2 separate regions of the Homo sapiens genome follow, and region 2 is linked to region 1. A link is an interaction called in ENCODE POLR2A ChIA-PET data of the cell type or tissue named here. Cell type or tissue: B cell. All regions are shown on one strand. Each heading gives the region's core, and the rest is flanking DNA. Links, peaks and the distances in the headings are about the cores only. Region 1 has its middle 15 kb from the start of C15orf39. Region 2 overlaps CSK (C-terminal Src kinase).

Region 1 (5,368 bases), core at 210-5,209:
CCTGCTTGTCCTGAGGCCTCATTCTGCCCTGTCGCTGCTGGCAACGCCCATGTCTGGGGTGTTGTGAAGACCCCAAAGCCCCTTCGTGACTCCAGACGCCTCTTTCCCTCTGTCATTCCTGGCCTCATTGATGTTCCTCTTCCCGTGAGTTTGTTCTCACTAAGGGGGTTGAGTCGAGCCAGCTGAGTCTTCCCTCAAACCTCCTTTGGGGATCCTCGGAGCAGGACCCGACTCTGACCTGACTGGCTGTGACTCTTCTCATCCTGCAGTTCCTGTGCCGGAGAAGGGAGGGCCGAACCCCGAGCCCAGCCTGCTGCCCCAGCTGGTGGTGGGAGGCGGGCCATGGGGACGCTTCAGCCCGTGGACATGGCCTTGCTGCTGGCTATATGCTGTGCTCTCTCCATGGGCAGCTCCCCAAGACCCCACCTCCAGACACCCCCTCAGTGGGGAGCACCCAGTGCAGCTCTTCTGGAGCCCTGTCTGCCCAGGAGATGGGAATGGGGGAATGCTGCCAAGCCCCTCCTGTCTCTCCTGCTGCACATGGACCCCTTTTCCAGGGTGGCGGGAAGCTGGGGGCCTCCTTGAGGACGCTGCTGCCTCCATGGGGACTCCAACTCTGGATGTTCTAGCTATGGCCCACTCAGAGGTGCCTGTGTCGATGAGCCCTCCACCCCTCCTGCCACAGCCCCTAGCCTCAGCCTGCCTGGCCACTGTTCCTCCCACACCCTGCCTTTGTCCAAGAGGGGCCCAGCTTCCAGGTCCCTGTGATTTCTTAGGACAATTGGAACCCAGGGTCCTAGGAAGGGGTGCTGAGCCCCTTGGAAGGACCTCAAGGGGCCTCTTCTATGATTTCTGGGTTTGTCAGGGGATCCCTTGCTTCTTCAAGAGCCTCTGATAAGGCATCTGCAGACCCTTTTCCTCCTCAGATTTGGATGATGGGACCAGGGCAGGCCCCTCCTGTATCCCCTAGCTCCTCTCCATATAATTCAGAACTTGGGGTCCCAAGCTTGGCTGCACCTCCTCAAACCCTGTAAACCTCTTAGACCCAATCCCACTACACCCTCAGAGGGGCTGGGGCTTCAGCTTGGGCCCTACTACACAGAAAGCTAGTGCTTCTCTGCCTCCTGCTGAGGCCTTGATGACTCCTCAGTGAGGCCTGGGCTCCCAGCTGCCTTAAGTAGGCAAGAGACCCTGGAGACAGCCGCTACTCAAGGAGGCCTGGGTTCTCCAACAGACCTGGGGAGCCCGCCTGCCTTTCCACAAGGCTTGGTACCTCCCTTGGGCTAGATCTGGGGTATCCCTGTCCATCCTTTGCTGCCACCCTTCTGCTTGCCACTTCCTGGCCCCGCGGACATACCAGGACCCTAGCTTCCAGAGGCCAGGTCTTCCCCAGCCCCACCCTGCCATCTGCTGCCACCCTGGCATCTCTAAGCCCAGCAGGCCACAAGAGTCCCTAGCTACTAAAAGACTGGTCCCCACCAGATCTGCCCAGTGCTTCCCCAGAGGCCAGTGAGCATGCCCAGCCCCCAGCCCTTGGTAGCCCAGCCCCTTCTGGGTGTTGCCAGCTTGGAGCTTTCTTCTAGACCTGTGGATGCTATCCTATCTGGAGTTAGCTTAGACCTCTCCCCTGGCCTCCTGGGCACTTCTGGCCCTAATCCCCTGGCAGCCTGTTTTCCAGCATTCCTGGGACTGGTGGGGAGGCCTCTGCCAGCTCAGCGGGTGCCCCTCTGCACACCAGACTTGCTTTCCTTGCAACCCCAGCAGGAAGCCTCATTCTTTGTGGCATCCAGCCCACCCCTCTGATGTGGGCCCTAAACCTCCAGCTGGCCCAGCCCTGCAGAGTAGGTGCCCAAAGGTATCTTCAGCGGTTCCTGTCATGCTGGTCTCCCCCCAGGGTCCCCTTCTGGAGCCTGGCACCATAGATCTCGGTGGGGTGGGGAGTACAGCTCAGTCTCCCTTCCCCCTCACACCACTCATAGGGGGCCCTGTCCACCAAGGCCCCTGACTGCTGGGGGACCCACACCCACAGCCCCCTTCTTTCTGACTGCTGGCCCTTCCCCAGCCTGGATACTCGAGCCCTGGGCAGAGGGGTAACGATCCCAGGACTGTCTTCGCAGGCAGAGAGGCCACTTGGTACCAGGCCCTGACTCCTTGGGCTGAGCTCAGCAGCAGGCGTGTCACCAAGGCCCCCTGGGCAGAAGGGGCTCAGCCCTGAGGGCCCATCACTCGCCACGCCTGCATGTTCCTGCTAGGCATCCACCCTGAGGACCCAGCTTCCCCCTGCCCCCAGCTGCTGGCAGCCCCGTCTTGACTCATCCAGGGTTCTGGAGGCCACGCCAGGAAGTAGCCTGCAGCTGGAAGAAGCACCTGGTGTTTCTGCGTCGCCCAGGCTGGAGTGCAGTGGCGCGATCTCAGCTCACTGCAAGCTCCGCCTCCCAGGTTCACGCAGTTCTCCCGCCTCAGCCTCCTGAGTAGCTGGGACTACAGGCTCCCACCACCACACCTGGCTAATTTTGTTTTTGTATTTTTAGTAGAGATGGTGCTTCACCGTGTTAACCAGGATGGTCTCGATCTCCTGACCTCGTGATCTGCCTGCCTCGGCCTCCCAAAGTGCTGGGATTACAGGCGTGAGCCGCCGTGCCCGGCCTCTGCATCTTTTTTTATGGAGCTGACTTGGGTGGGAGGGGCTACAGACTCAAGGGAGACTGCAGGCCACCCCTTCCCCACTCCCTGGCTGGGTGGGTTTCCAGCTCAGGAGTCTGATTGGAAGGATGGGACCGTCCTGTCACAGAGGCAGGTCTGAGTAGTCCAGGCCCAGTTTTACCCTCCAGCAGGGCCCCTTTCATTCATTTGTCCAGCTGGCTTTGCCCAAAGCACAAGTGATGTCTATGTGGACTGTGTCCCCTGTCCCCAAGGGGAGTCTGGCTCCAGTCCTGGCCTGGAACTCGGAGACCTTAGAATTAGAGGCCACATCTGGCAGGGTGGACCAGCCAGGGCAGGTACCATGTTGGCAGCCCCAGACCTGACACCACGGCTCCCGTGTGCCCTCTCCACTTCCGTCCTGCACATCACCTATACTACGTGCTGTCCCTGATGAATCCAAGCTGTCAGCTTCCATCAGCTTGGCTGGGAAGTCAAGCTGACCAAAGGGGAATGGTGCAGCCTGAGTTGGGGGCTGAGTAGGAATGGGCCTGGTGTGGGGTGGGGGAGGTGGGGGTGAGGCGGGTGTCTGGCACCTCTCTGCTTATCTTCCCTTCTCCCTTGCCCATAAAGGAGGCATCTTCTCCATGTCCCTCTGCCACCCTGGGGACATAAAATACTGCCCCAGGTCTGTCTTCCCTTGGACATAGCCCACCTACCTTCCTGTGGGACTCAGGGCTTTGTTTTGTCCTGTGGCCCACATGAGAAGCAGTTATCCCTGCTCTGCTCAGCTGAGAGAGGACAAACTGAGGCAGAGCAGGGGAACAACTCTGTCATAGTCTGGCTGTTAATGGCAGAGTCAAGACCACTGAGTGTCTAGTGGACCACCAGGTCCACTGGACACCAAACGTGGAGGCTGTATTAGCCCGTTTTGTGTTGCTCTAGAGGAATACCTGAGACTGGGTTATTTATTTATTTATTTATTTATTTATTTATTTATTTATTTTTGAGATGAAGTCTAGCTCTGTCACCCAGGCTGGAGTGCAGTGGTACGATCTCAGGCTGCTGCAACCTCTGCCTCCTGGGTTCAGGCTATTCTCCTGCCTCAGCCTGCTGAGTAGCTGGGATTACAGGCATGGACCACCATGCCTGGCTAATTTTTTGTATTTTTAGTAGAGGCAGGGTTTTGAGATAGAGTTTCGCTCTTGTAGCCCAGGCTACAGTGCAGTGGTGCAATATCGGCTCACTGCAACCTCCGCCTCCAGGGTTCAAGCAATTCTCATGCCTCAGCCACCCAAGTAGCTGGGATTATAGGCGTGCACCACCATGCCTGGCTAATTTTGTATTTTTAGTAGAGACAGGGTTTTACCAGGTTGGCCAGCCTAGTCTTGAACTCCTGATCTCAAGTAATTTACTCGCCTTGGCCTCTCAAAGTGCTGGGATTACAGGCGTGAGCACCGCTCCTGGCCCTGAGACTGGGTAATTTATAAAAGAAGTTTATTTGCCTCATAGTTCTGCAGGCTGTACAAGCATCTGCTAGGCTTCTGGTGAAGCGTCAGGAAGCTTTTACTCCTGGCGGGAGGCAAAGAGGGAGCAGACGTGTCGCATGGTGAGAGAGGGAGCAAGAGAGAGGAGGCATCAGGCTCTCCTGTGAACTAATAGAAAACTCACTCATTGAATCACTTGAACCCAGGAGGTGGAGGTTGCAGTGAGCCAAGATCGCGCTACTGCACTCCAGCCTGGGCTGTGAGTGAGACTCTGTCTCAAAAAAAAAGGAAGGAAAGAAAGAGAAAAAAAAATTAGAAATTAGAAAACTCACTCATTACCATGGGGAGGGCACTAAGCCATTCATGAGGGATCCCCCACCATGACCCAAACACCTCACACTATAGGCCCCACCTCCAGCACTGGGGATCACATTTCAACACGAGATGTGGATGGGACAAGTATCCACACTATGTCAGAGGCCTCCCTGTCATCAGAGTCTTCTGTCCTCGGTTCAGGTGCATGCTGGCTTCCATGCCTGGCTTCCTAGGAAGTCATCTTGGCCCCATGGGGTTGGGCCGGGCCACTAGGCTGAGGGTTGGAGCCCTATCTCTCCTAGTCCCAGCCTGGGTCTCCATCACTGACTAGCCCGCTCTGCTTGCTGCATTCTCTCCACACCTGTTCCCTGTAGCCCAGGGGTCAGTCTGGGTGCAGGCCTGGGTAGAGGTCCAGGAGCAGATTCTGCCCCCCAGCTCATACCTCCTGTGCACCATGGCAGCCAAAATGCACCAGCATGACCAGGAGTGCTGGCTTGTCCCTGTAATCCCAGTGTTTTTGGGAGGCTGAGGTGGAAAGATCACTTGAGACCAGCCTAGGCAACATAGCCAGACCCTGTCTCTACAAAAAATAAAATTAGGCATGGTGGCGTGTGCCTGTAGTCCCAGTATAGCAGGACAAGCCGCAGACAAAACTTCGTAGACACCGAGTTGTAGAAGAAGGGCTTTATTCAGCTGGGAGCATCGGCAAGCTACTGCCTTAAAATCCGAGCTGAGTGCACAATTTTTGTCCCTTTTAAGGCCTCACAACACTAAAGATTTCACATGAAAGGGTCGTGATTGATTTGAGCAAGCAAGGGGTACGTGACAGGGGCTGTATGCACCGGTGGTCAGAGTGAAACAGAACAGAGCAGGGAGTTTCACAATGTTCTTCCATACAATGCCTGAAATCTATGGGTAACATCGGG
Region 2 (5,368 bases), core at 156-5,155, 420 kb before region 1:
TTCCAAAGATAATCGAGGCATATTTGAGTTTAGGGAGGTGTTGCATTAATACCTCTTTAAAAACACAACTTGTAGTATTCCATAGAGAACCTGCACCTGGCTTTTTTTTTCACAGCCTTTTATTTTGAGTATTTGAAACCTACCAAAAAGTTGAAGTAATAGTATAATGAATATTCATATATCCTTCATGCAGATTTGCCAGTTCTTAACATTTTGCCACATTTACTCTATCTCTTCTTTTATCTACATAGACATATGTGTGTATGTATTTTTTGCTGATTTGAGTGTTAGTTGTAGGCATTGCATCTTTCACCCTAAGAACTTTAGCGTGTATCTCTTATATAATCACAATGTCATGATCACACTTAAGAAAATTGACATTAATTCCATATTATCTACTATGTCCATTTCCCCTCTCCCCAAGTGATTTTTATAGCTGTCCCCCCGACCACCCCTTGATATAGAATTCAATTCAAGATCATTTATTGAATCTTGTCATGTTTCTCTAGTGTCCTGTTCAATCTAGAACATTCTCCAGCCCTTTTTTTGTTTTGCTCTTTTATGACATTGACATGAAGAGTCCGGGCCAGTTGTTCTGGATTTGTCTGATTGCTTCTCCCTGGTTGGAGTCAGGTGGAACAGCTCTGGCAGGAACGCCCCCCCGGGCAATGCAGAGTCCTCCTCCAGGAGGCACTTAGTGTCCATGCGTCACCTTGCTGGTGATGCTTCACTGGATCACTTGGTTCCGGGGTTGTCCGCACGTCTCCCTGTAGTGCAGGTGCTCCTTCCTGTTTCCAATTAGCCTGTGGGATGGGACTTGGAAGCTGTGTCTGTTCTGCTCCCCTGGCAACTTTTTCTTCAATGACTTGAGCTGGTGTTTTGCCATTTTCCATACTCTATCATGGGGAGTGTTCAGTATCGGCATCTAGAGATCTCCCCTGGCCCCATCACAGCTAGAGCTATGCTGTCCCCTTTCAGGGACATCTTGTAATTTATCCACCCAGCCCCCAACTGATGGACATAAAGGCTGTCTCCCCATCATCTCCTGCTACTACAGACAGCACTGCAGGGACTGTCCTGCTGTGTTTTTTTAAGGCATGGGTACTCCAGAAGCAGTTGCTCAGCTGCACCCCCAAGGTTGAGTGGAAGTCCCTCGGTAAAGGAGGAGGAGAGAGTGTGAAGGGAATGGCAAGGCGGGGAGGGAGACAGGGCACAGGTGTCCTGGCAACAGCAGATGGGAAACAGGTCTGGCTAAGGTACCAGAAGCCAACAAGTCCCAGAAAGGTCAAGTGACTTTCCCAAGGTCACACAGCAAGTTGATGGCAGAGCTGGGTACAGGACTCAGAGCATCTGACACCCAGGACGATGTTCCTGCACTGTTCCATAGAGTAGCCCGACTCTTAAGTTTAAATAACCCCAGGAAGGACCCCCTCTCTGTGCCTGACCCCCGCTGGGTTGTAGAGGCCTAAGTTTGCAGTAGCTCCTCCCAGCCACTCTGGCTGTCAGCCTCTGACCTGCAGTGGGAGGGTCTCACCTTCTGGAGATGTTTTAAGGAGGGGACCCCGGCCTAGGCACTAGCTGGGAAGCCACTGAGCCATCTTGTCTGCGGCCACTGACGTCAGTGCTTGGGCACAATGCCAGCCTGTTCCCGGGACCCCAGCACAAGGGCTACTGGGAGCCGGGTTTGGGGCAGGAAGTCAGCGTGAAGCACTGGTCCTGCCACATCCCAAGCCCCTTGTCCCCTAGCTCTGTGGGGGTGGGGTGACAGCTGCTATCGCTTTGGGGTTAACTATAGTCCCTTTGGGGTTAACTATAGTCCCATTGGTTATGGGACCTCAGTGTGATGTAGCCAGGCTGGATTCCCCCTTTTGTTTGTTCATTTATTCATTCATTCAGGGGTCTCATGACCCCACCAGGGAGGAGCCGTCCAAGAGAGTTAGCAGCTCCCACTTGCAAGATGTCTGTGGCAAGGCAGGCACTGTTCTGGTGCTGAGAGCTCAACTCCAGTCCTCACAGCAGCCCCCAGAGCCAAGGAGTATCACCAGTCCATTGCACAGATGGGGAAGCTGGGTTCTAGAGTCACAGCCAGCAGAGTAAAGGTGATGAGTTTAGCCCTCTTCCCTGTTTCCAGACCCTCTGAGGCCTTCAGAGCCCAGCTCCTTGAGGCAGCCCACCCCGACCGCTCCTAGGCTTACCCTTCCCTGAGCACCGCCCCTGTGCCCCTCATAGCTGCTTCTGCCTCCTCCCTCCTCCCTCCTCTCCCTTGCCCCTAGGCTAGTGTGGTCCCCATGGCAACTCCTGGGGCCTGTCCGGCAGGGAGGCACGGGGCTATGGGGAGGGCTGGCTCAGCAGCTCAGGAGTTTGACACCTGAGGGGGACAGAATGCTCACTCAAGGTGTGGCCCTAGGGACCCCCGCCTTGCCCCTGTGGGCCTCACTTGGGGTTCTCATCTGCAAAATGGGGATAATAATAGCTTCTCTGTCTCAGAGTTGTTAGAGGATGTGATGAGCCATAACGTGCCAAGGACAGGGCCTGGCACAGAATAAGTGCTCAGAAAACAGGGCCTGTTATTATTTTTATTATTATAATCAAGGCAGTGGGGAGGCGGCGGTGGCAGTAGCTGTAGGCCAGGAAGGGAGTGTTTGCAAACTGACAGCTGGAAGGGTGACTAACAGCGCAGCAGCCTCCGCGCCCCCCTGTGGTGGCAGGGAGTTTGGGGAGGAAGGGGGAGGCATGGGGATGTGGAATGCTAGCAGGGCCCCTATTCAGAAGGACCTAAAGGTTGGGGGCCCAGCCAGCCCTAGTGGGACCCTAATTCAAGCTCTGTCACCCCTAACTAGCTATGTGACTTCAGGCAAATTGTTCAACCAGTTGAGCCTCAGTTTCCGCTTCTGTGAAATGGGGGTAAGAGGGTTAGAAGAGCTCACAATCCTCCTTCCCTCCCCGCCACCCCCACCCCCACAGCTTACAGTCCACAGGAGGCAGGGGCAAGGGGTCCTCACCACCCCCACCCTCACAGCTTACAGTCCACAGGAGGCAGGGGCAAGGGGTCCCCGCCACCCCCACCCTCACAGCTTACAGTCCACAGGAGGCAGGGGCAAGGGGTCCCCGCCACCCCCACCCCCACAGCTTACAGTCCACAGGAGGCAGGGGTAAGGGGTCCCCGCCACCCCCACCCCCACAGCTTACAGTCCACAGGAGGCAGGGGCAAGGGGTCCCCGCCACCCCCACCCTCACAGCTTACAGTCCACAGGAGGCAGGGGCAAGGGATGGTTCCTGTACTTAGTGGTGACTGAGTCATGTGGATGGAGGCAGGTTTCAGGCTCATCCTCCTTGGGCCTCAGTGTCCCTGCCTAAACAGCAGGATTGATGGCCTGGCCTCTGGGGATAGAAAGGGCCCTGTATTCTGGGAGGAACGGAAGCTCTTTCATCCAGGGGATGGGGCAGGGGCGCACCAGACATTTCCAAGTTCAGGGTTTCATTCCAGCCCCTCCTCAGCCAGCTTGCAGGAGATACCTGTCCTCCCCTTCAGGGTAAGCAAGACTTAGAAGGGTTGAGTCACTCACCCCAAGTCGCACAGTCAACAGAGCCAGGTATTAAGCCCAGGCCTGACTATAGAGCCAGGTGTGCGGCCTGGAAGTGTTGGTTCTCCCTGGCCGTCTCCTCCCCAGCTCCTTCTGCTCTCCATGATCACATGCCCCCCTGCTGAGGCCCCATCGCCCTTGGAGTCAAACCCTGGTTCCTCACATTGGCAGTGGAAGTCCCCCTGCTGCCTGGCAGAGTTTATGCCAGGCCCACTTGAAACCATCCCCTACAGTGTCCCCTGAGCAGCGGTGCTCAAGGTGGACTCTGGAAGTGTGTGGGGTCCTAGAGCCCCAGATGGGCAGGGTCTGCCTTCCCGCTTCCCTCACCATCGGCTTCCACCTGGGCCAGTTTCTCATACTATGCCAGTCCCCTGCCTGACACCTTTGCTCAGACTGCTGCATCAACCTGGGGTGCCTTCCCTGGCCCGCCCTCTGCCTGTGTAAGCCCTGCAATCTTCAGGGCTCAGCCCCAGAGCTCCCTCCTCCAGGGAGCCTGTCTGAGCTCTGCAGTCCGTGCCTACTTCACACCCCCAGCACTTTGCACTAAAATGTCTTCTCCCGCGCCACTGCACTCCAGCCTGGGCAACAGAGCAAGACTCCGTCGCAATAATAACAATAATAATAAAATAAAATGTCTCCTTCCACTGGGGTAGGTAGCAATATTTGTGACTGTCAGCCTAGCCCCCAGACCTCATCCACTGTATCAAAGAGCCCAGCAAAGAGGCTCATGGAGGAGTTTCTCTTCTAACACACTGTGACCACGAAGATGCCACTGGCCCTTTCTCACCCTCAGTTTCCTCACCCGTAGAAAGGAAACAGTAGTTCCAGCCCCTCTGCTTCCTGAGACAGGTCCAAGGGGGCTCTGGGCTGGGATTACAAAGTATGTGTGTGCAGACGGGTGGGTTGCTGCTCTCAGGGAATGGGGTTGGCTAGGGTAGCTTTTTTGGGGAGTCAACTTTATTGAAGTAAATATACGGTTGACCCTTGAACAACACAGGGGTTGAGGGCATCAACCTCCTCCCTGCAGTCAAAAAATCATATATTAACTTTTGACTCCTCAAAAACTTAACTACTAATAGCCTATTGTTGTCAGAAAGCCTTGTAGATAAAGTTGATTGACACTCATTTTGTTTGTTATATATATTATATACTGTATTCTTACAATAAAGTAAGCTAGTGAAAATAAAATAAGAAAATCATATGGCCGGGTGCAGTGGCTCACACCTGTAATCTCAGCACATTGGGAGGCTGGGGCAGGCGGATCACTTGAGGCCAGGAGTTCAAGACCAGCATGGCCAATATGGTGAAACCCTGTATCTACTAAAAATACAAAAATTGGTCTGCTGTGTTGGCGCACGCCTATGATCCCAGCTACTCAGGTGGTCAAGGCATGAGAATCACTTGAACCTGGGAGGCGGAGGTAGTTGCAGTAAGCCGTGAGTCACCCCACCACTGCGTTCCAGCCTGGGCGACAGAGTCTTGCTGTCTCAAAAAAAAAAAGAAAGAAAATCATAAGGAAGAGGAAATATATCTACTATTCTTTAAGTCGAAGGGGATCATTATGAAGGTCTTCATCCTTCACATTGAGTAGGCTGAGGAGGAAGAGGAAGAGTTGGTCTTGCCGTCACAGAGGTGGCAGAGGTGGAGGCGGAGGAGGTGGAAAGGAAGGCAGAAAAGGCAGGCACACTCAGTGTAACTTACTGAAAAACATCCAGCCACGTGTGGTGGCGCATGCCTGTGGTAATCGCTACTTAGGAGGCTGAGGCAGGAGGATTGGCTGAACC

What was found. ChIA-PET counts read pairs that join two places held together with the same protein. Peaks named below come from ENCODE experiments on the same cell type or tissue, not always from the same donor. Only the 100,000 strongest peaks of a DNase experiment are listed, where the experiment ranks them.
Region 2: POLR2A ChIA-PET joins it to region 1 with 5 read pairs; 2 of 35 experiments call an interaction of 5 or more read pairs at or near these places.

The regions. Positions count from the first base shown.
Region 1 is chr15:75,214,151-75,219,518 of GRCh38, forward strand. No RefSeq gene overlaps it. Among named protein-coding and RNA genes, the nearest start is that of C15orf39, 15 kb to the left of the region's middle. RefSeq lists enhancers at 625-684, 4,494-4,543, 5,354-5,368. In B cell, for the core only: no CTCF peak of the experiment used is centred there; no DNase peak of the experiment used is centred there.
Region 2 is chr15:74,791,150-74,796,517 of GRCh38, forward strand. All of the region lies in intron 1 of CSK (C-terminal Src kinase), which reads left to right. Among named protein-coding and RNA genes, the nearest start is that of MIR4513, 5.1 kb to the left of the region's middle. RefSeq lists enhancers at 610-669, 1,159-1,988, 1,989-2,817, 2,745-2,794. In B cell, for the core only: a CTCF peak has its summit at 2,688 (motif pointing left); DNase peaks (open chromatin) are centred at 698 and 2,692; H3K4me3 peaks cover 2,658 bases; H3K27ac peaks cover 5,000 bases.